Regions from separate parts of the Mus musculus genome. Here regions 1, 2, 3, 4, 6 and 7 are each linked to region 5. The links are chromatin loops, found by intact Hi-C in ENCODE. Cell type or tissue: heart. All regions are shown on one strand.

Region 1 (4,000 bases), 750 kb before region 5:
AGTCCAGTTGTGCCTTGTTCTCCTTGAGCACAGGAATGATTTTAAATCTGCTACAATTCCCAACAATATCTGGGCCTTAGGTCTAACTCTGCCTCTCCTGGAACACTCAACAGTCAGAGACAAAGCACCGGAGCTCATTCACAGCTGCAGTACAAGAATGCCATCACCAATAATGACTATCTCAGTGAAGCCCCAACTTGCTAACAGTGACTATTTTCTTATTTTTAAAATATAAACAATAAATCCTACCTCATGGGGCTTTCATGAGGATGGAACAAACATAGGCCAAGACCAGAATAAATAGTGTTCAATTCTTTCTGAGAAAATAAATCTGTTTCCACATATACATAGCCCTATTACTTAAGAAAAATGTATGTGTTTCAAAAAGGAAGTCTCCTTTTCTATTTATAATACTACAACTTCATTGAGGAAAGTCTGTATATTTTAAATAACATTCCTCTGATGCTTACAATGTCCTCATTCTTCCAGAAAGAACTCAAATTATTAAACTTTCACTTCACATTTCCTTAGTAAGGTGTGTGTGTGTTTCACTCGTTTCAACAGTTGCATCTCAAAAGCAGTTATGATCTATTAATACTTTTCACCTCATTGGTTCTCTCATTAGCAATAATCTCATTTGCAATGGTTTTCTAGGATTAAGTGGACTTTCAAATGCCTTCAATCTGCAACTGACTATGGCAAGACCTCACTTAAAAACTTTTTGAAACTAACACTTATGATTGTCCATATGTATGAGAACATGAGAGCTCTGATAACACATACACTGTGTAATGTTCAAATCGGGAGAGGCATATCCATAGCCTCAAACAGTTGCCATTTCTTTCCTCTGAAACTTAAAAAAAAATCCTCTCATATATTTTTTGAAATATACTAACATTTTTACATCTGGAATCCTCCCACCAAAAAGCCCATGTGTTAAAAGCTCAGCACCAGCTTCGCACTGAGAGTGGAAACTAAGAGATGAGACATAGCAGGAAGCCTTATGCAAATGTGTCCTTGAAGGAGCTTTAGAACTAGGCCTCTCCCTTCCCTCTTTATTTACTTGTGGGTTGATCTGAGGTGAGCAGTTTTGCTCCACCTCAGGCTCTCAAGTTGAACTTTCCCTCTATTTACATTGACTATCTCAGATATTTTGTTACAGTAACACACACACACACACACACACACACACATTACTTATGATTCCCACATTGTTAAAAACAAGATCAGAACAAACTTCTATTTTTCAAGCCTTAGGATGGAAGACTTAGTGATTATCTTGTTTTCCCAAAGGAAATGCAGTTCATCTATATGAATGCAGAACATGAATTGCTGTCCATATGGAAACATCAAGGGACAAAATAGGTCTTGACAGTATTTTGAAAGATACACAGTTATGGATAAGGGGCTCTGTTGGTGAGGAAGATGAGAAGGAGTAGACAGAGATGGTGGTGATGAGATACTCTTCAGTAGTTATTAGATCTCAGCCACAGGTAAGATTTGCAATCTTCTCAAATACTTCCTTGGTAAGGGCTTAAACTAAAATGAAGCAGAGATTACATACAGGGCTGGCTCCACAGATCCTCTTTACATATGAAAACAAAAAGAGACATTAAAGTTAGCTATATAGTTCTCAGTTGATACTGGATTTAAACCCATTTTCCTGCTGGTTACAAAACACTATGTTTTGTTACCAATATAATAAAGGTTCCAATGACAAGGGATGCCCAGCAGCCCCCTTGGAAACTTATTGTCACCAGCATTTCCAGAGACAGTGAGAAAAATCTATGAATTTTTATTTTTTGATGATTATAAACAAATTGGAGAAACTGATAAGATGCTTTCTAAACTTGGACATGGGGTCTTTATAAGAGCATGGGAGTTCATTATGCATATGGGAAGATTTAAAGCAATGTTTTTCTAGTAAGGAGTAGTAGATTGGAACAAAAATCTCCAAAATTCTACCTTAACATCCAACGCATTCCCACTGGTACTTTACCACAGTCTTAACTTTCTGTTTCCATTGTAGCAGTTCAGAACAGTGGAGATTCACAACTTCTTCCCTTCCCTCAAAAGCTTCTAAGTCAGTGCAAAAGGCATGATTCTGCATTCAGAATTATTCATGTTTACTTCAATAAGGGCTAGCAGCTTCTAAAACAAATCAGTGATTTTGAAAAGTTCCCCAGGCAGGGCCTCCAGTTTGGAACCTGTCAGATCAGTCTGCCCCCTTCTACAGAAACAGTTCCTGGCATGCCAGCCCTCCTATGTGAAGATGGAGGGAGGGAGGTATACTGAGAGGCAGTCTACAGAAACAGGTTTGTAGGCAGCTATTTGCCAAAAACCTAACAATACTTGTGATAATGCATTCTACTGACATTTCACCATTTTCCAATCATTCTGAATATTAGAAGGATTACAGCAGGTTTATCTGATTCTTTTCCTCATGGAAGGTACTATCTAGAAAAGATATTTAAAGAAACACAACACTAAACTAGACAACAATAACTGCACATAAAATAACTCAAACACTGACAGGTGATGGAGAAGTCTCATTGGAGATATATGTCCAGGAAGAAGAGGATAGAGCAAAAGTGTCATTTAAAGCTTTGAGAGAGGAAAAGCAACAGGAATAACTAAGGATGCCCTGGAACCTCAGCTCTCCTAATCCAGTGATGAATGCATGCATTGGCAATCCATTCTTCCCTTCCCTTCCCTTCCCTTCCCTTCCCTTCCCTTCCCAGAGGCAAGGCCTTTGTGTACAATACACACAGTCCCAGAGTTTCTTTCATTCATCTTGCCTGGAAGCCACTGGGAATTTCTCTTTTCAAAGAAACCTTCACAGGGACAACAAGCCACTGTCTAGCAAGTCTATAAAGTCCAACACCTTGCCTCATTTCACAGATTAGGGCACACATGTTAAAGCAACTGATTTCCTCAACCACTGGAGATAACAATGGTGGGTGTGGTGAGCTAAATAGAATATAGGAAAAAAAGAAAGTTTAAATATTGCTCAATGTGCAATCTTGTCAATGTATCAACAAAATTATGTATAGAATATAAGACCATCTGTGAAGAAAAAGCTGCCAAATTAAAATTTATCAACTTATAGATGTTGAGGTGCTAATCTGTTCCACAAATACACAAACAGATAGATATGCACATATGGAATGACCAACCAAACAAAAGTGCTCGCCATATTGGCAAGCTTAAAATAATAATAATAGAAAATTTTCAATTAAGTAGCTAAAAGTTAACGTTCAAAGTCATATTTTCCTGTAATACATATGTGTCTGTGTTTAAGTATGAAGTAGACATCAATTGTTTTAAATTATGTTTTAAGATGAAAAAAGTGTTATAGAAACATCCTAACCTTATACCACAGGTGATCCCAACGAGTTTCTTTAGAAGGCTTCTCCAACGTTCTCCTTAATAAAACATTGAATCAAGATGCAAAGAAACATACATCAGCCAAAACACTGCAGCATGTTTGTTCTAATATAATCACAGGATGTTGGCTCCACTCCTAGATAATTATTGCATTAGTTAGCCAGGGCTCCCTGTAGGGATATGCAATTTTTTAAAGTAGTTAGACCAGATATCCTGTCCATGGGAAAGTCATTTGTGTGCAACCCCATGTCAGCTGCATCTTTCTGGGTGATAACAACCCTCTGGCACACTCAGCTAATATTCAAACTGCCTATGTACTTGACCACCATCTTCCTGCCCTCACTTTCTATACACATGATACACACATACAACATATATAATCTCACATGTCATATGTAATACAACATACACACACATGGAATTTGCTAGAAACCAGGGAAAAAAAGAGATGGCAAGCAACTGATAAATCCAACATGCTCAACAACTCTAAGTCACAAATATATCTTTGAGTCTCCAGCAAACCTTTCTTTGCATGAGCAATGACAGCCCCTCTGAAAACACTGCAAGGCTTCTTTCAGAAAAGAGGGTCATTTGGTAGAGCAATCTCCATGTA
Region 2 (4,000 bases), 1.7 Mb before region 5:
GTGGGTCCCGACCTGCCAGCTGAGTGTTCCCACACAGACCTCAGTGTGGATGGTGCATCCAACGAGCCCACAGCTCTCCTCTGGTAGGGGCAGCACTCCATCTCAAAAGAAAGCTGACTCAAAATATAATGACTCAAGGAAATGGTCCATTTGGGTTTGCTTGCCAGCAGAGGTCCTGGCAGGCAGACAAGTGGTGTTTCTCTCTGTTCCTGCTCCTGATGGAGGGTCCCCATTCCTCAGTGTTGGGTCTGTTAGTCTCTGGTGCAGTGGAACTAACAGATAATGAGGGCCAGGATGAGGGCCACAACCAGGCTGCTTACATCACACCACCTTCCCTGGTGTAGGCATATCCCTTAGTACCTGCTAGAAAACTTGTGCCCCAGGAAGAAGTTAGATGGAGGGTTCAGGGTCTCTGTCAGCTCTGTGGAGTCAGGAGGTGGGACTTACAGGGGCCCTGTGACTGGAGAAGAAGTTCCACTGTGCAAGAACATTTAATGAGGTCAGGAGAATGAGGTGGGTGTGGAGTAAGGCAGAGCTTTAAAAGGAGGCGAGGCAAATTTGGCCAACCTTTGGTGACTCTGAGAGCCAGCTCTTCCTTCCTCCCCTCAGCTTTGTACGGGCCCTTGTCTTTACAGCCTGGTACCTGTTCACTTTCTACCCATACAATCTGTGATCTGTGAACAGGGATAAAACTTCTTCGAGGACACATGGCTGAGCTGACTGGCACTTTATATGCAATGATTGGATGACTCTAAAACACCAGTGCTCACCCATTTTGATCCATAAAATAGCAGTTTCATGTGGCACAACCTAGCCGGATTTAATTCCTAAGTCACCTTAAGAGATAAAACGGTCATTTCCACTTCCCAGATGAAGAGGTTGCAAGTCAGGTCACCTGCTCCAAACTGTGCAGGAGGCTATAAGGATGAGAAAATAAGTACAAGGTCTTGACACCAGGCCAGCTCAGAATCGATGAATCCAGGGCACCATCACACCCATCTCTTCAAATATGTAGACATCAAAAATGGCTTCATGGCTGGGTGTTATAGCTCACAGGTTGAGCGCTTGCCCAGTGTGTGTTAATACTCACTGTTCAATCTCAGCACAAGGAAAAGTAAAACACCCCCTAACAACACCGACCCCCCAAATAAACCAACAAGACCAGCCTCCTATGCCCTGCCCTCTGCAGGAGGAATATCACTGTGGTTGATAGCCTCGCTTAGAAACTGGCATCACAAACTAATGTACTTGAGGAGTCTCTTTCTCTCACCTAACATCTAAATACCCTATGTTTCTTGTCTCTGCTAAAAATATCTTCCTCACTGGGCCTGTGAGACACGGGTAAGAATGGAAGGGAAGGTTGGCTGGCATCGAAACTTATAAAATGTGCCCCCTCTGATTTAAGAAGTAGTACATACTCAGTGTAGAAAATTATGACACCCACAGAAAGCAGAAAAAAAAAAAAACCGGAATAGCAGTATTTAGCTAGAATTGCAGTGATTTATAAAATATAGGATTTGAATTGATTCTTTGGGATGGCATGCAATGTATTTTGCTGATATTTTCCAATAGTTCTTTTAGGAAATAGGTTCAAAGTGACTCTTAACGGTGCTATTTTTAGTGGCTGTATACCACTCCCCCCACTGGCCTGGTAGGCTGTTGGCAGGACTGCAGAGTTATAACTTAAGTCATAAAGTACATTCTTATGCAGAACTCTTTGTGTATAATGATATTTATCAAAGGAAACTTCCAGGACTTGTCTTATACATACCAGAAGTCAAAGGGGAATTGACTGCCCCCCCATCCCTCCTACCATCAACCTTTGCAAAAATCCTGCTGATTCAGCTCTTCCATACAAGGCTGAGCACAGAACCCAAGCAGAGTCAGTTGACTGCACTTGACCCTCAAGGTTTCTGCCAGCTTCCCTGCTGTCCTTTGAAGGTTGTGAGGTAGGGTCACCAAGGTGGGCATTTGGAAACAGTCAGATACTTGCAGATGAATAGTGTCCGCGAGGAAAATCTGCAGGCTTTATCTTAATCGTGTTTGATCTCGACCCCCAAAGTTTAAAGCAAAAAAATACTTCAGACGTCCTGTATTTTCTCTTTTGATAAAAAAAAATGTGTGTTCAAGGTAGTAAAAAGCAAAAGACCTCATTGAGGGCTTCTCAACCGGGAACAAATAGCCCACAAGGTGGCGCTGTCCCCCCTCGAAGTGCCTGTGGCCTGGCTGAGTTCCCCAGGGAAGAGGCAGGAACCTGAGGCAGAAGGACTGGTCCGAGGTCCTGGGTGGGAAAGGCTTATCTCTGTCTCTCCTTTCACAGCTTCTTTATTCAATGAGCAACGCTCTTGTCCCTACACCCCTCCCTCCACTGCATACACTGATTTCCTTGGGTGTCTTGGAAGCCCTGTCCCTTGTCCCCCTTCCCCAAACTTTATACCCAGCCTCTGTTCCAGGGCAAACCCCTCCTGATGGATTTTGTTTTCTTCACTTTTCTCTATTTCCCTTCTCTCTCCTCTATTTTTTGGGGGGAGGGGGTTTGGTTTTGAGACCAGGGTCTTATGTCTCTCAGGCTTGCCTTGAACCCTATGTAAGCAAAGATGATCTCCAGTGTCTGGTCCTTCTCCTCCAGCACTGGAGCTGGGATTATAAGCATGCATACTTTATGTGGGATACATCCGGGGATTCATGCTTGTTAGACAAGCACTGTACCGGCTCAGCTACAGCCCCACCCTTCCACATCCCCACCGACCCTTCTCTTCCTCACACTTAACTGGTTATAATTTTAAAAGGCGATGTGTACTTATTCATAGATTTAGTAAGATCCGAGGGGGCACTTTTAAAGTATAAAGGGAACAGCTGCAGATATTGATCAGTGAGAGAGCATTTGGAGAATATTCACAAGGAACTAGTTCTGACTCTGGTACTAAAACCAAACCAACTGAAAACGGACTCTAAATTTCTTTACTAGTTTTCCTTAGAGAAAGAAAGAAAGAAAGAAAGAAAGAAAGAAAGAAAGAGAGAGAGAGAGAGAAAAAAAGAAAGAAAGAAAGAAAGAGAGAAAGAGAAAGAGAAAGAAAGAGAGAAAGAAAGAAAGAAAGAGAAAGAAAGAAAGAAAGAACCAAAGCCAACCAAAGATTAAATTATTGGCTATCTGTCTATCTATATTGAAAAGTCACTGGAGTTGAGAAAAGTGATGAAGATAGTAGTTGATAATCAAAAGGTATTTTAATGCATTGGTATTCAGGTTGTAAATAAATATGCACCTGTTGGGAGTGTGGGAAATACAGCACTGAAATAATATCCATGTACCAGCTACCATGTAATGAACTTGTGTGTCTGAGCCTTTTCCTGGGGTCCTTACTTCTCTTGAGGAGCAGAGGCTGGTGAGAGTGAAAACCTGGCCAAGGTGCCTGGGAGGAAAAGGGGTGTGGCTGGGGTCTGATGTTTAAACCATCAGCTCCAAATCCTGTTCTCTGGGCTGGCTGAGTTTTAACTCAGAAGGCCATTCCAGTGGGCCTGGGTAGTGTGTCTGGCTTTGACATCCTTCCTTATGGATAGAAGATTCAAGGTGTTCCTAGGATTTTAGTCCCTTTCAGGTTCTGGAAAAGGGAGAAGTCAGACTTAGGAATCAGGGGGCCCAAACAAAGATGCCGTTGTAGGAGCAATGGAAGAACAGTTCTACAGGTCTTACCCTGTGAGAAGTCAAAGGAGTGGCCGCTGCCCACGCAGTGGGAGGAGCTGGTGGTCACTTCTCACTGGGCCCTAGAAATTAGTGAAAACAGTTCCAATTCATGAGGGTTGTCTGTGGGTCAGGAGTTAGGAGAGGAAGTGGGTGCCTAAATTACAAAGGTTCACCCCCAAGAGTCAGCCCAGTGAGCTATTGTCAGGCACATGCTCCACAGTGAGAGAACAGAAGCCAGTCTCCCTGTATCTGTTGGCCAAGATTGGTCCTTTTGAGCTTTATTCCACTGAAGTGAGCATCCCTTTTCTCAGTGAAGTC
Region 3 (4,000 bases), 1.5 Mb before region 5:
AGCCAGTCCGCGGCTCAGCTCTGTGTTCCCAGAGGCAGCAAAGCGTGGCGGCGACACACACAGTCAGCCTTTAGCCTTCTCTGAACCAAACCTCAAATACTTCTTGGGCTTACTTCTCAGATCCTTTGTTGTGTCCCAAACAGGATCCTCTGCGGTCTGGGTTAGGATTTACTTCAACATGTGCCCTTAACTTGTAACTATCTGTAAACGAGGGACGATTTTATTGAATAAAGAATTTCTCCGGGCAATTAAATTCCCCACCCCCACCCCTGGCCACCCAATACACCTTCAAGCTTCCAACATAGTATAGGTACAGGGAGGCCTCTTGGACTGCTACTGTAACTACTTCTGTTCATGTTTCCCCAAGGTATTGTGGTCACAATGTTGACAGAAAGAAAATAGCATTGTGTTACCTATTTTTAAGTGGAGACATGAAAACTGTTTCAAGGCGCTATAAGCTAACAGTTGGAGAAAACACTTGCATCTTTGTTTCTGAGGGTGGCTGGGTGATCCCCAACTGTCATATTCACCAGGCACCCTTGCTTTACCATGATCAAGATCCAACAGAGCACACCTGGCAACCTTTTCAGTCCCCTTCCTAGCAGTCTGAAGATTAGGAAACATAAAGTTTGGGTGAGAAGGGACATGAACATCTGACTATACCATTTTTCCCCCTTAGCGTGGACTTATGGGTTCTTCTGGGTGGTTTCTCTCCTTATCTGGACTTGCCATTAGCGTTGTTTATCACAGCCAGTGTTTGAAAAAAAAAATCTGTAACTCTCACTTAACTGTTATTTACATGGAGATAAACACAAACAAAATTGAATCAGAAGTGATTTGCAACTAGTTAAATGAGGGATTTTCCAGTGGAAGTCCAGAGCCTGAATACCACATGGTTAATCTTAACTGCCTGGCTGCAAAGGGCTGGAGTTAGAGGCCCTCTGAGTTCTTCCAGAGAGCAACACATACACACACACACACACACACACACACACACACGTGCACACGCATGCACCACTCAAATACTCATAGGGGCTAATTTTGATTTCCTTTATCCTTTCTTTCCCTTCCCTGGGTTCTTCGATGAAGGAAGAGGGGAAGCCTGGAGTTTGGACCTTAAGTTCAAATCCTGGCTTGTGTTGTTGGCAAAACACTAATCCAAGAACAAACAACGCTATCTGTACTAACAGTGCCTGCAAGGAAAGAGTTACTTAGTGTCACAACCCCACTGCTCTCCAGGCATAGAAAACCATTCCTACTTAGACTAGAGATGCACACAGCAGCTTTCTGAGAACATGACAAAGGGCAGAGAGATGACTGGGGAGAGAGAAAGAAACCCAAAGCCCATTGGGAAGCCATAGGATGACAACCCCGAACTGCTGGGCTTGGGACCTCAGACTTGAGGGTTCCCATCTAGCTGCTTCCAAGGTTCTCCTTCGTTCTGGGAAAAGTCAGTAAGATTCAGCGTTCTGTCCCTGGATCCTGCTTCTGCCCATATGGATCTTCGTTTTCTCAGAGGTGTTCTAAAGGGGGCGCTAACTTGCTTCCTGGAAGCCTCTGTGCCTCTGCATGCAAGACTTGACTGCAGTCCACTGGAGTGAAGGCTTCCTGTTCTGCAGATGGCCAGAGGGAGGGAGAACCCCTGGGGAGTCAAACTGGTCAGAGCTTTTCCAATCCTCTAGGGGGCAGCACTCAATAAATAATGCCCATGCCACCAAAGGCCTCTACATCCGTGCTGGGAAGCTCCTGCCTTTTCAAAGGACTTCAGCAGACCAGGGGAAATTCAAAATCAGGCTACTGAATCTTCCAGCCTGCTCTGAACAATAGCGGAACTGGCCCCCAAACAGCTCGTAGTGAAGTGAGGACTCCTGAAATTACCTCTCATTCAGCTGGGATGCTCACATCACCATCCTTAATTATGAATTAATAATAATAATAATAATAATAATAATAATAATAATAATAATAGGTGGTCCTTAGGTGGGGAGGAGTGGGTTAGGAGAACATAGAGCAAGTTTCCAGATGACACTAAAAGGAAACTGTCCTCAGACACTTCCTGTGGAAAGTCAGGATATCCTGAGCTATACAGTCCCAAACTTTAAGGGCATTAGAATCATGGGGGGTGGGGAGGTGTTAAAAGTCCATCTCTTGGGTCACCAGCCTCCTGTGGGTAGAATTCCATAATCTGAGATGACTTCTGGGTATCTGTACTTTTTCCTACACATGTTTTAGATGATTTTTGACTCATAGGCCAATTGAACAATAATTCTGATATATGCTATTTACTGTACAGCCTTTGGTGCATCTCCTATTGAAGGATATTTGGAAAAGTACTCCCTTTACTCTTTCTCTGTGAACACTTTTTTTTTGGGGGGGGGGTCTGATGTTTCAGATTCCGGGAGAGCCTCACCAAGAATATATCCACAAAAGTGCCAGAATGGTGCAGCTCCTGGCTTTACTGTGTGACTTTGAGAAGCGGTGGGCCTAAGAACCTATTTGGAAACCACCTCAAAGATGATCTGGGGTAGCAAGGAGAGTTGGAGCAACATGGTCAGAGGGCCAGTTATTGGAGTTTGTGGAGCTGGATTCAGCCCCCCCCCCCCAGCCCCCATACAAGCATCACTGGTTGCTGCTAGCAGCTTCTTCAGGTATGCCTTTCCATTTGTGTTCATCAAATTGGATTAAGTGTTCATAGATGCGTGACTATGCAGGGGGCATGGAAACCAGACAGGCACTGGGGTTCTGCCTCCTGGGAACACAGGATCTCAAAGCTCCAGAAGTTTTCATGCTTCCACAATAGACACCACCTGTCACATGCTGTTCCCTTATCGGAGCCCTCGCTTCAACAAGCTCTCACCCTGAAAGGGAGAGATAGAGGCATAATTACATCTTAATCTGTAATTTACGGCTCTGTCCCAGTTAATGTTTAGCTGCATCTGTCTCAGAAGCAAACCTTTGGTTAAAATGTAATAGATCCTCATTTTGTATTCTCTCTCTTGTTTGATGTTGAAGTCCAGGTTCTGATCAATAGGAGTCCCCCATACCCCCACCCCCAACATACTTTGAAAATACTTATTTTTTTCCTTAACATACTTGAACACCACTTAATTGTTTCTTTTTTTTTTTGGTATTGTATTTAGTGGGTTCCCAGAATCCTTGCAGATTCTCATGGAAATCTTTTCCATTTCAAATTGTGTGTATGTATGTCTCAGCCTTAGACCTAAATTTGACAGGAGGAACCCTTGTAAATAAAACACAAGAGGCAACCAAATGCAAAATGTATTCAAATATCCCTTGGCAAGAAAAAACACAAGGCTTTCTGCTTCCTCTGCTCTCTTTGGGTTCATCATGGAGCTGAGTTCCCTCCTCAATGCTAATTTATGTACATTTGGAGCTTTGGAACATCAAAAAGACTGACCCCACAAACCCCTTCCTCTAAAGAAGCCCTTTTTATGGTAACTACTCACCATGATGGAGAACCTGTGCTTTTCACCTGGTGTTGGGTATTAGTTTCTCTGAGACTGAAATATTCCGGCTGTCCTGGAACTCTCTTTGTAGACCAGGGTGGTCTTGAACATGGAGGTCCGCCTGTTGGGCCTAAAGACATGTACTACCATTGCTCAACAGGGAGGTTCTTAAAATGTTAAAGTCAACAACTCAAAATAGCTTCAGGAAGACCCTGAAACTGACCAGATTCATTAGAACCCTTCCTGCCCAAGCAAACAAGAGACCTGCGAGTCCCTCTAAGAATGAAGGAAGCTGAGCTGCAAAGAAGACTCTGAGAGCAGACCTGGAAGAGGTTTAGACCGGAGTCATTTGGAAGGGACAATCTCCAACCTGTTGATCTGCCTGCAGGCTGTGCAGTGAGCTCTAGGTTCCCAGCACTGTGCGCTGTCACCCCATGCTGGGGTGAACCTTGGTGATGCTGCTCTCTTTGAGTTAATTCTGTTCCCGTAAGCAACCCCTTACCCAAATTCTTATAAGTAACCTCAATAAAACT
Region 4 (4,000 bases), 590 kb before region 5:
TATCCTTATTATGTGTATAGTGCTTTAATATTTTCATTGAATTTTCACACACAACTTCTATCTTTCCCTGTGACACTAAGATTATTTACCACTCCCATTTTACCAGTGAGAAAACTGAAATTCTGAATGATCAAATTATTTAACATTGGAAAGTGTTCATTTATTTTTTCTACATTATCTGAATTCTAAGTAAGGGCTAGGCACAGTTACAGGCACTGGAAACAAGCAATGGATAAAACTATCAACCAATATTATGTATGTATGTGTATGTATATGTGTGCATATATATATATATATGTATATGTATACATATATATGCATATATAGATACATATACATCATATACATCATATACATATACATATACATATACATATACATATACATATACATATGTAAGTATGTGTCCTAAATTATCAGAGACCAGGCACAAGGACCAATAGGCATGCTAAACAAGTAAAACACTGGAAGTATAGAACAGGTAGGAGGTGCATGTAAGAAAGAAACCATAGCTTTACTACTGTTGCCATTTAGCATGCTTCAGACAGCTGGGGGGAAGTGGGTATTCCAGGGACTCATAACAGAACCTATGAGACTTGTACTTTATTCAAGTACAAATGCCTATTATCATCCACAGTGACAGGTCCCAGGATGTCCTTCAGACACCAACCTCTATGGATAGATGCCCACATCCCTAACAGGACAAGAAGTTGCATATGAGTCATATGTACTTTATATATGTATTTTAAAGCATGGGCACATTACTAAGCATAGCTAACAGAGCATAACTATTCCATATGCAGCTATTGTATTGATCATGTGTTAAAGCCAAGGGGAGGTAAAACCAATGTGTCCCAACAGCAGGGACAACCATCCTAGGCTTCCAGATAACAATGGTGGAACAAATGTTAAAGAGAGATTGAGGACCTGTGAGGTGGGGTGTGCTTACATACACATTCAGTGTAGCCCTGACACAGGGCAAACACAAGTGAAGTCGTTGATGCTCTCTGGAATTCTTTTCTTGGTACTTCTGATTCACAGCTGTTTGAATCCAGAGATTCTAAATCTGTAAATACAGATTGAAAACCACATTCCTAGATGGGATATGCTTTAAGCAATACATTTAAAATAATGCAAATCCAATCTTTTTTACTTTGATAGTATATTTGATAGCTAAATTTACTATGTAATGTAACACACTAGAACCTAACAGTTATTCTCCTGAGCATGTGGCTTCACACTGTGGCTAGGTTATTTATCACACATGATATAATATCACATAAAATTACTGCATTGTTTTAGCTTCAATTACCCATGAGAAAGCCATGACACAAAGAAAGGGGCTACGTTGCTGAAAGCCATTCAGGTAAGAAAACCAATAACAAAGATCATTCCCAACAGTTGCCATAACCTTAGTCTGGACTTTTATTTATTAAAATTGTTATCTCTGTAAATGCAAAGATGGGGATAAAAAACACGAAAAAAGAATTAAAAATAAACTGTGCTCAGATGATTAAGACTTTGAAAAAACTTATTAGTTCAAGACTAGAAGAAGGATATTCTATTGACAGGAGAGAAAAGAGAACATAGGGCTTGCCCCTGGCAGAAGTCGGCCCTCAACAGCAGCTTCGATCAGAATGCCAAAGAGGAAATGCTAAAATGGACTCCGGAAAGAAACCAGCCACAGTCATGAAGTCCAGGAGTCCAAGAGACTTCCCTGGTTCAGATACTTCCTGTTTAGGAAGATGTTAAAGTTAGTCCATAAGACTAGTATACTTTGGATCTAAAATTCTATAATTTTATTACTCTCTAGCAGAAAGTCATCTTGAGGCCCGTGCCATGGGCCTTGTAAGCAGAAGCACTTCTCTCCTCCCCTACAAGCTTCCATATTTCTTTCTGAAGCACTGTTTAAACCTCTAGGCACATCATAACTTCAAGATCCCTTCAAAATGTAAGTGTTCCAGAATTAAATTTACTATATTATTATTTAAGAAAATATAATAGATTTAGAACAATTATTTTATGTTAAGGTAGAAGTATCACTAATAAATTAAGTGTTCAAAAATAACCCAGGATTGTAAAAAAATATATATAATAATTCAGTATCTTTTAAAAAGGATTAATGTAGCAACAACACTTCCCAAGCAAAACACAACATACACCATGGATTGTCTAGTTACACACTAAAGTCACACATATCTTAGTACAATCAGCCATCAACCTTTCAGTCAGTAAAAAGGAAGTTGAGAAAGCCAAAAATAGAAACAAGTTTTATGAATGCAAAGAGTGTCCTTGGCCATTTTTGAAAAACTTAAGAGAGCAGAGATATGTATGTGTAAACTCTCCCTTTACTATCCACCTCTGATCTGGGATCTATACTAAAAAGACAAAAGACATTTTCTAACTGGGGGAGTGTCAAATTTCAAACTGTTTTCTGAGCTGGCTTCTAAGTGACTGTGCCATCCACCAGAGGGCAACAGAGTGCTCTGAGAAAGCAAGTGGCAGTGTGTCTGACTAGGTCACTAGTTCATTCACTGTGCACAAGAGTCTCCCTTTGAATATGTGAAGATCCCTGAATGCTGAGTATGTTAACAGACAGTGTGTTCCTGTTCTAAATTTAGTCCTGCTGGCATTTCATTTCTCACATAATAATAATATCTTAATCCAAATATTGTGTCATATTAATCAAGTATCTCCTTATAAAACTATTTTGAGCAATTAAATAACTTTAAAACAAATTTTATAAGATTTGTTTGAAACTATTAAAGTATGCATTAAGTTAGTTTCTTTGGTGTTTCAGTACTTAATCTCAAACACTTAGTACTTAAATCAAGACATGCACATGAAAATATCATAATAATAGTATTATATCATTAAAAGACAGCAAGGGACACTAAACACATAACTCTTCTACACTAACACTACACTAACTAACATTTTGCTGTTAAATAAATTGTTGAACCTGAGGATAAGGCAGACAAAAGTCTAACAAGTACTTATACCAAACACAAAGACAAAGCTGAGCTGATAGTGTAGTACTTGAACATGAGACAGCACATGGTATTCAAGGGTCAAGGCCCAGTTGTGCAAGTCAAGAGCTCCTGGCCTGCCTTCAAGTTTAGCACTTCCCATCTGTAAAACCTAGCTGTAAATAAAGAAATTTTCTGTGATGGTATACTATACTTCACACACCACACCACACACACACACACACACACACACACACACACACGTGTGTGTGTGTGTGTGTGTGTATGTATATATATTACATATATATACACATATGTGTATATATGTATTACAGTTAGGGTTAGGGTTGGAGGTTAGGGCTAGGGCATATATACATATGTATGTATGGTTATGGAAGGAATTCAATTTTCATAAAAATTATATACTTTCATATTTACATAGTTTTATGTTGTAGTTGTCTTTTTTAACCATGCCAACAATTCACAATGTGAGTTACTGTTTTAAGAGTCTATTATTGAGTAACAAGACCATGGGATTCAGAAGTCATCTCTTTATCAAACTAAGTAAATGAATTAGATCTTTCTCCAATTTTACATCAAATCATTCCACCTCTAGTTTCTAGCCTTTATTGAACTGCACTGATTTTCCGAAAGCAAAGCAACCACAGCTGACACCGCTTTGGGACTGTAATTGCTGTTGGGATCTTGGCTTCTCCATTACTTGGTCCAGCCTATCTACAGCCCTCATTGCCAGTTCCCCTGTAGGTAGTCCATCCCAGGAATGCAAGTGTTATGACTTGAGCATGAGTCTTCACACCCAGCCAATCTTCTCTGTGCCTGCTCTCTGTCCATATTCCATCTGTGAATGAGTATTCACCAAGTAATTTACACATAAAAGCCCAACTGTGCCTCCAGCCTTCTTGAGCAGGTTTGATATCCAACAGGAGGTCCACAAACCATCAGTTGAAATTACTACTTACTGTGAATTGACTAAAAGTAAGAGAAACAAGTTTGGTGGGCTCTGCTTCCAG
Region 5 (4,000 bases):
AGGAAGCAGCCTGTGCAATAGGAGAAAATATTTGGAAGCCTTCAATACGATGAAGTGTTGAAAGCCAAAATGTACAGAGGACTCAGACAGGGCATCAGCAAGGGAGCAGGTGACTTGCTTTAAAACGTGTACAAGACCTGACTAGAAGAAGACCTACAGGTGGTCAGCGGGTGGATGAAGCAGTGTTCACACTGCAAAGCACCGGGAAGATGCAAAGTCAAACCTCAGTGAGGGGCCACCTATCAAAACAAAAGACAGCAAGTGTTATAGGGAGAGAGAGAGACCAAGGAACCCTTGTGCGACATTGGTAGGATTACAAGTTAGCATAGCCATTATGGAAAACGGTGGAGAAGTTTCTCAAAACAAACAAACAAACAAACAAACAAACACAGAAACTGCAACCATATATGATCCAAAACATCCCATTTCCAGATCTAAAAATGGAAATGAAATCTGTCAATCAGACCTCTGCAGTCTCTAGTTCACTGCTGAACTGTTCACAATAAGCAAGATCTAGAAGCAACCAACACATACATTGACAGATAGAGGATAAAGAAAATGTGACATGTGCGCGTGCGAGTGCACACACGCACACACACGCACACACACACACAGGTGGGGGTGGGGGAGGGGAGAGAACATTCTGCTATTCTCAGCCACACAGGTGAAACCAGAAAGCAATGTGTTAGCTGCAGCACAGAGAGACGACTGGTATATGGCTCTGTTTACGTGTGGAACGTAAAAGAACAATCTCACGGAAGCAAAGAGGAGAGTGGAAGTGTAGTGCCAGGATAAAGGTGAGGGGCAGAAAAGTAGTCCCGAAGATCAGAGGAAAAGTTAGGCAGCAGAAATAAGTTCTGAAAATGCATTGTACAGTGTGATTGCTGTAATTAATAGATCTTAAATGTTAGTGTGTGGGGGCGGATAACTGTGTTAACTAGCTTGAGTGTATGGTCAACTTACATTGTGTACGTACATTTATATCTAGTGTACATCTTACATATTACAATGTTTGTCAGTTATTCCTCAGTAAGGCTGGGAAATCATACAAAGAGCATGCATGATAAGGGTAAAATTCATCAAGATATGCATGATATTTCCTTTACTGTGACTTTAATCCCCAGAGGTGCTGAAATTCTGAGTTCTTCAAACCACCCTTTAGGGACCGTGCCTAATTTCCTTATCGGTTCCATATGTTTAGTAATGTGGTCCCAGGGGTTGGGAATCAGCATTCCTTGGTCACCCCGTTTCCCTGGCTTCCAAAAGTTCAGAGTCAACCGGAGATGAATGTTAGCATCCTGGTTTGCAAGTTTCTCTGGGTCCTCAGAGACCACTTGCTCGCCGACTTTTCTCAATGGCTTCATCTTGTTAAATTCCTTGAATGATTTTGCAGGGGCCCAGAGAGCCCTGGGAGGTACTTCATACTTATGAAAGTCATCTCTGTACAGCTCCCCCTCCCCCATTATTCACTCAACAGTCCCAGTTAGCACATGGGCATCAGAATGGTGTAACAGAATGAACTAGCTGGTTTTGAAGCCTGCCTCTAATTCCAGAGGCCCCTGGGTAGGTTCTTTAGCTTCCATGGCCTTGCCTATAAAATGAACCAATTACTTCTTAAGGTCAAGGTTTTGAACTGATTAAAGAAAATGGCATACCTTAGCAAGGAGCTCTAGTCAAAGTAGACACATACACACACACACACACACACACACACACACCCCAATTCTCTGTGTAGTGGGAAGAGACAGAGACAGAGAGATCAATAAGCAAGACAAGCACTAGGAAATGCTAAGTTGCTGTATGCCAGTGAATGTGTGCTCTAAGAGTCTTATGAAGTGGAGACCAGCTAAGCTGGTATCTACAGAGAAGGGATGGCCAAAGCAAGGATAGACCTCCACTGGAGGATGGTTAGATGGGGCATCTGCTACTAGGAAACAAACTCCTTTTGCCTCTGGTTATGAAACACCACAAACATTTTGGGGGACAAACATGCTTTTTCCCGTTTGGACTTCCTGGGCATTTAAAGGCCTTACAGGATACCAGCCAAATAGCCATAATAGACATAGAGTTACGACTCCCTGCACCACAGCTGTAAGGAAACAGAGTGTGGTATGTGCCCGGCTGGGTTTGCGGGACCACGTTTTACATTTTCCTCTTCTCCGATCTGTGGCTTCAAGAGGTGCAGTGGTTACGGTGAGATAAAAAATTCTCAGCTGCTGATATCAGCGGAAATGATTAGAAGGGGGTGGGGCAAGGCAGAAGTCATCTTTTAGTTCAAATTGTTGTAAATCAGACCAGAAAACTGGGCTATACATTATGCTTTTGTTACTCTGAGAGTTAAATTACAAGGAAATGAACTGTGCATAATAATTTCCTCACGTCACCGACTTTCCTGCTTCTCTGCTAATGCGTTTGCCTCCAAAGCTGGTTAATGCAAAGAGCCATCTCTGGGCCAACAGTGCCCCCTAGTGCCTGGTTTCTGCAAGGTGGCTGCAGGGGGCGGGCAGACTGGAGGCAACCTCCTGAACAAAGAGGCATCTGCCTTATACACGTTGACCTGGTATCTCCAGTTTTCGGTATCAATAAAGGACAGTACTATTTCTCACAGATATCTTTGTCAGTTTGTTAGTACCTACACAGCCAAAGCTGGGGAATCACAGACCGCACCAGAAATTCTCTCATCTAAAGAGTGAATAAATGCAAATATGCATCATGACATATTTGGTGAAAGAAAAAAGAAGCAGCTAATGTGGGTATCCCTGCCTGTTCTCACCAGTCCACTCACCGATTGAGCTCTCCATGTTTTTTCAGTTCCATTTTCGAAGGGGGAACAACCCCGGTATGGCAGCCCTGCCTCCTCCACCCTTCCTCCCAAAGGCCTGGCTGAATTCCTGCAGAGCAGAGGGAACAACCCTGATTGTTCCCTGGACCTGCAAAGCCTTTGACTGGGATTTTTTTCCCCCTCAAACCAAAGCATTTTTTTTTTCTTACATCAGAGATTCAACTAGAGAACTCATAAAGTGGCTTCCAACCGGCTGGTCTTAAACAGCAACAGAAAATAGTCTCATTTAAGTACTTTCTCCCCAGCCTCTCTGAGTCTGAAAGGTGACTTAGGAGGCAGGACAGAACAAGTCTGCCTTCTGTCGATTGCCCTTTGATTATAACGATGGACACAGAGAGCTGTTCATGCCCAGAGCACTCCCTGGCACACACATACACATTGCCTCCTTTCATCTATTAAATGGACAAGGTTGGGAGGTGGCATTACCATGTGACTTCAAATTACTCTAAGCTAACTCTTCTTTCCCCTTTCTGGCCCCAGCTCAGGTGGGACCAAGTACAAGTGACTACCGCCTAGATGGTCTTGTCACATTTCAAAGCCTAATGTCCTATTACACACACACACACACACACACACACACACACACACACACACACACAGGGAAAGCCTGGGAAAGCTTGCTTGCTGGGAGTGCATAGGTTCCAGGCTCTGGGTTCTTGATAGGTCTGGAGTCAGTATGCATAAACTCTGGAGTAGGGAGAGGCACCTGTGGGTTGGAATCCAGACACCAGCAAGCAGATGAAGGCGCAGCATTTAAGTGTTACCTATGGGCTTAGCCACTGACAGGATCTCAGCAGAATTTATGGAGAGCCTCATTCATTGTAACAGCAATAGGCTCCATTTTAATGAATCCCCTTGGTAGTATAGTCATCACTCAGACAGGAACAACTGTTATATAGGTCTGTGCACCCTTTCGTTGACCTTTGAGCCTTCCAGCCGAAACCAAATCCTCCCCATCCTCTCCCCCAGTTGCACAAAAAATTTCATATTTAAAATGAGTCAATGTGTGTCCAGATTAGAGTACCATGGGGGTGGGAAGAGAGTAGAGCAGCCGTGAGCCCAGAGTCCAGTGAGGAAGGTAAGTGGGTTTAGTTGGAGGCACGATTCCCTTCATAAATAGCATGAAATAGAATTTCATGTAACAAATTAATGTGTGTG
Region 6 (4,000 bases), 200 kb before region 5:
GCCCTAATGAAAACAGAATTCGGAGTTGGAGTCTCCTCTGCTGCGGCACTCATGATATGTTACGATGGAGAGAGAGCCGCATTGCTCTGAACCATGGCTGCAGCATAGCTTCTCTATGGACAGATGGGAAAACAGGTCTAGGCACTCTTCCTCTAGTGTGCATGGTACTGTCCTATCCCAGAACTTGGGTTAAACAGGTTCTTTTTATTCAGATTACCTCCTCTGTGCTCTGTCAACACCGCCTCTACCGCCATCTATTTCCTGGTTCATCTCACCCCGCACTGAGGTTTCCTGAGCAGCTGGGTGCTGTCCATTCTGAGCGTCCTCTAGACAGTGTTTCTTAATTCCAGGAGTGACTTGCATTCCGACCTCCCTTCCTCGCCCCTCCCTCCTTCAGTTCCCTGTCCTTTTGAACAACCCTTGCAAGACCCGTGTCTGCACTAGGCTTGCTGGTCATGCTTTGTGAGTTAGGTCTTGCTCATTCCGCAGGCACCCTTCAAAGCTTTGGGGTCCATTTCACCCCCTGTCAGCAAGTCCTGTTCTCATATCAATGGAATTGTTCTGTTTGTTACTCTGTGGTCCTGGACATGTGCCTTCTTCATCTCTCCTACTCACAGGCTGTCTGAGTGTAGGGATTAGATCATGCACATCTGTATCTGAGTGTAGGGATTAGATCATGCACATCTGTATACGCCTGCACCTTTCACCTCGACACAGGTGCTCACTTTTTAAAAATGAGGCCCATGGAAAACGCAGCAGCACTGCAGTCACCTGCAAACTGGCCTACGTTGCAGACTCTCAGTCTCCACCCACATCCATGAATCAGCATCTACATTTTAACAAGAGGTGTGAGAAGCTGTGCACTCTAGGGGAAAACGGCAAAATAGTTAAGAGAAATGGCTTCTGGTCTAGACCTTGAGGCTTGGGATGTTGGAGTGAGTATCAACACCATCTCTCCACATCTCCAGTGGGAATAAATACAACTAATAAAAGTCTCCTTATCCAGGAGCATTAGCGAAGAAAAGAAAATGTAAGTAAACCCCTCAGAACATTGAAGCACTCAATAATGCAACATCAGCTATCATTGCCCAATTAAAAGTGGTTAACTTTAATTGAATTCTAACTGCTACCTACAATAGACAAGAAAAATGAATCACGGCTCTGCATGGATTTCAGAAACATGAAATGTCAAAGGTAATAAATAAAAATATTAAAAGCCCTTTAGCAATCATTAAGGAGAATACCGAATAATTCCTGTATCAAGCCGTAAGCGCTCCGGTGCGGTGAAACCTTTAAAATAACCATCCCCCAGTTTTTTGCTGTGTCACTAGCTTTTCTTCTCCTGTGCAGTCTTTTCGGGCTGCTTTATTCTGCTCCACCTAAAGAATAACTTCATATAGTGAATTTTGTTTCTCAAGACTCTTGGATCTCCCTGTTGCCTTCAGGATTACCTGAGCGGCCATAAACCGCTGGGCTTGCTTGGCTGAAACCTGTGCACACACTGCCCCCTAGCGGGTCCTTTCTGTCATCACGCTGAAAGCCAAACCAAAAAAAAAAAATAAAAAAACAGACCAAAACAAAAAACCGAGAGCAATCCCTCGGCTTGCCCCTGGCTCAACATAAAAGCTCTGACTGCCTGCCCAGCTTTAAAACTAGCACCAAGCCACTGTGTGCATGAAGCAATAATAATTTGCAGTATTGTTGGAATTTACTAGAATCTGTGAGGCAGAATCTAATATCTAATACTTGGGTTTAATTCCCTCAAATGTTAGAAATGAAGATATTAACAGTGAGTCTAGAATGAAGATTAATTTGAACAGTACACATCCGTGTCTCACAGTGTGTCCAAAGCTTACTCTGCTAAGGGATGACTGGGTGACGTTATCAGCTGAGGGGATTTGTTCAACAAATGGAGTTTGAGAGGCTACTTTGTACTGAACAGAGTTTTCACACCCAAACCCCTGCTCTTAAGGGAGTGACATTCCAATTAATATCTGTGACCATCTATCATCATCTCTCAGATGTCCCTCAGGGCTTCCTGGGAGTTTCTTTTGGCTCCCAGGAGGTGTGAACTTGCCTTGGAGCAGAAACTAAGGGTATTTGTGTCTTGGTGACTCCCAATCCTCACCCTATGATATACCACTCCCTCATGCTCCACCCCTCATGCCCCCCACGCCCCGCCCTATTTTTCATGTCATCCAATGGGCTGCTTTGACTTTTTCTTCCTTTCTGTTTTGCTCCTTATCGAATCATTTTAAAGTTTAGTGGTTTTGTTGACTTTGTCTGTGTGTTCCTGGCCTCACTCTAAGCCTCCTTGGAGCATTACCAACTGTACACAAAGCCAATACCGAAAACTAACCCCAGCACGACCTCAGCCTTGCTTTGCTCTGTGTCACTTTGGGCTCCTGTCAGCACTCCCATAGGTACAGATCTAATTTCCCATCTCTTTGACTTAGATGAAAACCTCAGCTGCTCCGTGTGAGAAATAAACATTCAATAATATACAGGTTGCAATGTTGCTATACATATGTGCCAGGAAATATAATGTTTTGTCATTATATCTCTATCTGTCTGTCTGTCTGTCTGTCTGTCTGTCTGCGTGCGTGCGTGCGTGCGTGTGTGCGTGTGTGTGTGTGTGTGTGTGTGTGAGTGAGTGTGTGTGTGTGTAGGTGTGTTGCTGTCTGTCATGGGATCTTTGTCTTGGCTCTGGAGTAAAGAGAAAGCAATGCCTCTGTCCCCATGCTCATTCTGACTCCATCTGCTAGTCTCCTAAGCATCCTTCCTGCTACTTCTAATTTCCTTCTGTCACTCCTTTAGAAAGAACACCACCAAACCCCACTGTTCTTGGTCTCTTGGTGTCAGAATTCCTTTGCCTGGGAAGTTGTTGATAGAGTCAACTTGTGACCTTCCTAATCTTTGATCCCTTCCTGGGGTCCTAGCTGAGATGGTGATGGAGCAGACGGTGAGGCTAGAAACTATCTAACCCAGCATGGCTCATGTGCCTGAATTCTAGGTGATCCTGTGTACAGGATTCCTTCTTTTTCAGGGCTCTCCAGAGATGAGACTGAAGGGTAGCACAGATAGGTCACTTTAGACCACACATTTCTTAGTCAGTGTCATCTATGAACCTTCCATGGCTGTCCCTCAAACCACTAAAAATCCATTCTTGGTATTCGATTTATGCCCCTCCATACTTTTCTTTTTCTTTTTAAAATTTATTTCATGTCTATGACTACACTGCAGCTGTCTTCAGACACACCAGAAGAGGGGCATCAGATCCCATTACAGATGGTTGTGAGCCACCATGTGGTTGCTGGGGCTTGAACTCAGGACCTTTGGAAGAGCAGTCAGTGCTCTTAACCGCTGAGCCATCTCTCCAGCCCTGCTCCTCTACTTTACATCTTGTTGACATCTTGTCTGTGGACTTTCTGATACTAGAGGAATGCTAGAGACATGGACAGGCTCTTGGTAAAGGAGACAGAGCTGGTCATAGTGGTACATGCTTACAGTCCCAGCATTCAAGTTGTGGAGGCAGAAGAATCATGATGGTAGGCCAGCCTTGTCTACACAACTAAGATATTGTTTTAAACAAACAAACAAACAAACAAACAAACAAACAAGGACTGTGGATGTAGTTCAGCTGTAGAGTGCTTATTCATCTCATGAGGCCCTGGTTCAATCACTGGCACTGAAAAATAATTGGCAGAGACATATATGGAGAATGGCCTGTTTACAGGCGTTGTGCATTTTAAAATCTTTAATAACCATACTGATAGTGGTTTCACAGATGAGAGACAGGAATCTTATTAGAGAGTCCATGTGAGTCCTTCAGCATTAGATAGCTCAACACAATAACAGCAGAATTTAAACCTACACTATACTAATTTTCCTTGGATAAGGGTCCTTATTTGAGACCCATCTGCACCCTTATTTGGAGAGTAAAACTGATAACTCATCCCAATGGTTAGGGAAACATTCTCTAACACACAGGTTAGAAACT
Region 7 (4,000 bases), 96 kb before region 5:
CCCCAATGGAGGAGTTAGGGGAAGGACTGAAGGAGCTGAAGGGGACTTATCTGGCATCAGTAGGAGGGGAGGCCCTTGGTCCTGTGAAGGTTTGATGCCCTAGTGTAGATGAACGCTAGGGCATAAAGGTGGGTGAGTGGGTGAGCACCCTCATAGAAGCAAGGGGAGGGGGTATGGGGTATGGGGTTTTTCAAAGCGGAAACTAGGAAAGGGGATAACATTTCGAATGTAAACAAATAAAATATCAATTAAAAATGGAAGATTAAAATTATGGTTCTTTAAAAAGACTTTTAGCTTGTAGTCAGTTGTAGTCACACACACACACACACACACACACACACACACACACACACACACACACAGAGCCATCTTTTCTAGCAGTGGATACTATTGATTTCTTTTCTAAGGATACTGAGACTGTCCTCCCCAGACCCTCTCATTTACCTTTTCCTTGGCTTTAAGGCATGGTCCCTTATTCCCCTGAGCTAGTGTAGATATTTACTTCTAGACATTTCCCAGATGTGCAAAGCCACGGGGTGCAATCATAAGAAAAGCCTAAGTGAAAAGCTAGAACAGAAGACAATATCTAAAGAGAAGCAAAGGTAGAATAAAGAGTAGAATCGCATCAGAAATGTAATCACAGGCTCTGGTCACCCTGATGTCATATACGTGCCCCACTGAAGGGTTGGATAGACAATAAATTCGCTCTACTGTCTGTGGGTCCTCACGAGCAATATTAGTTACCAGGAAACTAGAAAAAAAATTGACCAAGAGACTTGCTTCTCAACCTCCCAGTCTTCTCCTGTCAGTGACCCTCTTCTCCTGTGTGTCCCACGGTCATCGTCTCCATTTCAAAACTGGCCTTCTAGCCAGACCCAAGAGTTTTCTTTTTGCTCCTGACATTATTTCCCAATGGAATTTTCTTTTTCCTTTCAAATATCCTCAGGTCTTCACAGTCTCTTACATTGCACTATCCTAGACTGTTATTTCTTTGTCTTTCCTCCAAGAAGGTTATCTCCTTCTTAGCCCTTAAATATCAGGATCTCAGAGGTTAGCCCATGAGCTCCTATGCCTCAACGCTTTCACTACCATCCTCATAACTCATTTTTTTTTCTTTTTCAGGTATGTATGGTAGAATTTGGCCTGAATCTATAATTAAACCACCCTTTGAACATGTAGAAGACCAAGAGAAGGAGTTGAGTTGCCCAGGGTTGAAAACTGGACAGTAGCATCCTGCTTCGAAGGAAGCTACCCATGATGCATGTAGAATGGAATCTTTTAGTCTCAGCACGTTACATAATTGCTTACGGTCCCCAAGTGAATGCATTATTGTGTATCTTGGTCTATAGCTGTCTATGTGGCCAGATTGTAAGAATTTTTATCATACATCTTTGGCCACAAAAAATATGAAATCTTTGTTTATAAACACAATCTTTTTAATCATAATTATACCACTGTGGCCAGGAAAGTATTTTTGAATCAAATCATGTTAAGCGAATTTTATTATTTGATCAATTTCTCTATATAAAGCACTTAAACAATTTCCACTTTTTTTTCCATTTTCATTTAACCAAAATTGTTTTCAAAATCAATCCTTTCTCATGAATTTTATGATGATGATTCAATTTATCCATCAGGTTTCTTCCACAAACATATCAAATGTTGCCTATTATACCTTCTGCTATTATGAGTTCCCTCTTATGACTCTCATTCTCCTGAGTATAATTGTCCAGGGTCAAATTTTACACATAAAATTTTTGTTAAAAATATTTCACTCGCCTGTTACTTTCTAGTTAAGGAAACATTATCCCATAGGTAGTTTTAGTCCTTGTCAGTTGCTCCAAGCAAGTTTATTTTATCTGAAATCCACTTTTGAATTTTCATTGTTACAGAAGGGATGACTCCTTCAGCTATTTTTATTTGTCATAAATTCTATTGTTTACAAGCTTGACCCCTTGCCGATTTTGTTTTGTGTGTGTTTTTTTCTGTGTTATATTAATTATAGACAAAAGGCTGAAGTTTTTCATTTCATGAATATAGGCCCAAATGCCAGGGAAAGTCCCACTGAGTTTTGTTCTAGACACTTGGGATATGTGTGGGGAAGCAGATAAGCCCTTCTGCTCTTAGGTAATTTCCTTCCTGATGGGGGAGAGAAGACAGCATACAAGCAAGCAAACAAATGTGAAAAAAAACATATTGAAATAAGGACTGTGAAAAACATTAACACTGTATGACCGTGACAGTAGAGGCGTCGTGTGAGAGTGCTTGTCCAGAAGAGACAGGGCTAATCTGTGAGCTGAGACCTGAATGAGCCACTTACATGGATAGGAGATGTGCCTGAACAATTACATTTGCTAAAATTATTACTTGTGTTTGCTGCTTCTCACTGTCCCCTGGTGTGGGCCATGTCTGATGTCCTTGGTGGACTGAAGGAACAGTTGTGGAAACATGCCTTTCATTTGTCTTCCATTTTGCCCTTCACTACTGCGAATTGATTGTTCCTTAAGATTTTGTATCATCAAATATAAATGAGATTTAAATATGGATTTTCTTTCTGATAAAAAAAGTATAATTTTAAAGCTTAAAATACTGAGTTCTTCCTAGAGTCACATGAGTCTGAGGCTCTGAATATGAACACATACCCAGAGGGCAACTGTGGGCCTTTCTCTTTCAGTGAAACTTGCAGCTCATGGGCAGGTGTTACAAACACTCTTGTTACAGAGAGAGGAGAGAGAGAGAGAGAGAGAGAGAGAGAGAGAGAGAGAGAGAGAGAGAGAGAAGGAAGGGACACGGATGGAGGGAGGGAGGGAGGGAGAGAGAGAGAGAGAGAGAGAGAGAGAGAGAGAACAGTTAACAGCTGGCCACACAGAGATAGACGAGAGAGAGAGAGAGAGAGAGAGAGAGAGAGAGAGAGAGAGAGAGAGAACAGTTAACAGCTGGCCACACAGAGATAGACACCATGGCCATCTGTGGCTTAAATGGCAGTCACAGTTATGTTTGCACTTTCCCCAAGGACATTAGCTCAAAAACATGCTCTCGTTCCTTCTCAGGGCCTGCAAGGGCACTCAGGGAGGGACAGTGGACTTTTGGTTGTACCTTCCATCTGAAGGGATAAAGCAGCTGTCTTGTCCGTCCCTTCCTGCCCCCTTCCCATTTTTGTGATGTATAAATTGACACATCCATGCCCTCTGACATGATAAGTCAGCAAAGCGTAGGTTTTGTTTAGAGAGACCATTTAAAACAAACAGATGAACCACACACAATATTTTTACTTCTAAGAATCTGGACTACTTTGCATTAACATCGAATCATTGAAAGGGCTCCAAGGAAAACTGTATAATGTAACATAGACTGCCAATGCTTAAATTTTTCTTTCCTTATGGAATCACAAGTAACATGCTTAAAATAAATAAATAAACACAGCCTCTACTTAGGAGTTTAGATTTATGTGTTGTGGTTACATATAAAACAGCAGGAATAACATTTAAATCATTTTGGTTTTGCATTCTCAGTGAAAAATTTGTCATGGTGAATACATACCCTAGGGAAACATTAACATTTGGGTGATTTTTCTATTACTGTGAAGCATTAGCAAGTCACTTGGCCACTAAACTCTTGTATTTCCTTTGGACAATTCAATATGCTCATCTACTTGTCTGCATCTTATACCCATCACGTGCCAGCAAATCTTTAGAGCTCAGAATAGAAAAATAAGAATGATAGGATTTCTACCCTCAAAAATGCATTGGCTATCAAGAGGGAAGCATAAAAATAAACAACTATATTGTGTGTTCTGTTAAGTACCCCAGTCTGTGTTGTCTTTTGGTCAATGCAGCAATAACATGTGACAAACACCGTGGCTGTAAACAATGCAAATCCACTCTTCCAAAGTTCAGGAAGTCAGTGAACCAGCTCCCTTGGGAGGCTTTGCAGAGAAATCCAATTCTTTATCTTGCCCAGCCTACAAAGGCTGCCTTGACTTAGCCTCTTTCTTCATCTT

What was found. Peaks named below come from ENCODE experiments on the same cell type or tissue, not always from the same donor. Only the 100,000 strongest peaks of a DNase experiment are listed, where the experiment ranks them.
Region 1: it touches region 5 in a loop (2.8-fold over the local background); 4 of 42 quality-filtered maps call a loop at or near these places.
Region 2: it touches region 5 in a loop (1.9-fold over the local background); 2 of 42 quality-filtered maps call a loop at or near these places.
Region 3: a loop joins it to region 5, with 3 times the contacts of the local background. A loop is called at or near these places in 14 of 42 quality-filtered maps.
Region 4: a loop joins it to region 5, with 9 times the contacts of the local background. A loop is called at or near these places in 17 of 42 quality-filtered maps.
Region 6: it touches region 5 in a loop (9-fold over the local background); 18 of 42 quality-filtered maps call a loop at or near these places.
Region 7: it touches region 5 in a loop (3-fold over the local background); 3 of 42 quality-filtered maps call a loop at or near these places.

Annotation. Positions count from the first base shown.
Region 1 is chr1:61,930,757-61,934,756 of GRCm38, reverse strand. The region is part of intron 2 of Pard3b (par-3 family cell polarity regulator beta); the gene reads right to left. Among named protein-coding and RNA genes, the nearest start is that of Pard3bos1, 68 kb to the right of the region's middle. In heart, no CTCF peak of the experiment used is centred here; no DNase peak of the experiment used is centred here.
Region 2 is chr1:62,927,903-62,931,902 of GRCm38, reverse strand. The region is part of intron 3 of Gm35252 (a long non-coding RNA gene); the gene reads left to right. Among named protein-coding and RNA genes, the nearest start is that of Gm35252, 27 kb to the left of the region's middle. In heart, a CTCF peak has its summit at 2,180 (motif pointing right); no DNase peak of the experiment used is centred here; H3K27me3 peaks cover 453 bases.
Region 3 is chr1:62,698,892-62,702,891 of GRCm38, reverse strand. No RefSeq gene overlaps it. Among named protein-coding and RNA genes, the nearest start is that of Nrp2, 2.4 kb to the left of the region's middle. In heart, a CTCF peak has its summit at 1,648 (motif pointing right); a DNase peak (open chromatin) is centred at 1,641; H3K4me3 peaks cover 408 bases; H3K27ac peaks cover 197 bases; H3K27me3 peaks cover 345 bases.
Region 4 is chr1:61,769,900-61,773,899 of GRCm38, reverse strand. The region is part of intron 2 of Pard3b (par-3 family cell polarity regulator beta); the gene reads right to left. Pard3bos1 (a long non-coding RNA gene) reads left to right here. Exons shown (of 4, transcript XR_373443.3): 4 at 1,814-1,946. Among named protein-coding and RNA genes, the nearest start is that of Pard3bos1, 93 kb to the left of the region's middle. In heart, a CTCF peak has its summit at 2,465 (motif pointing right); no DNase peak of the experiment used is centred here.
Region 5 is chr1:61,179,763-61,183,762 of GRCm38, reverse strand. No RefSeq gene overlaps it. Among named protein-coding and RNA genes, the nearest start is that of 9530026F06Rik, 200 kb to the left of the region's middle. In heart, a CTCF peak has its summit at 2,469 (motif pointing left); a DNase peak (open chromatin) is centred at 2,462; H3K4me3 peaks cover 538 bases; H3K27ac peaks cover 913 bases; H3K27me3 peaks cover 444 bases.
Region 6 is chr1:61,374,774-61,378,773 of GRCm38, reverse strand. It overlaps 9530026F06Rik (RIKEN cDNA 9530026F06 gene), which reads right to left and starts at 342. Exons shown (of 5, transcript NR_040483.1): 1 at 218-342. In heart, a CTCF peak has its summit at 1,505 (motif pointing left); a DNase peak (open chromatin) is centred at 2,173.
Region 7 is chr1:61,275,622-61,279,621 of GRCm38, reverse strand. No RefSeq gene overlaps it. Among named protein-coding and RNA genes, the nearest start is that of 9530026F06Rik, 100 kb to the left of the region's middle. In heart, no CTCF peak of the experiment used is centred here; a DNase peak (open chromatin) is centred at 2,241.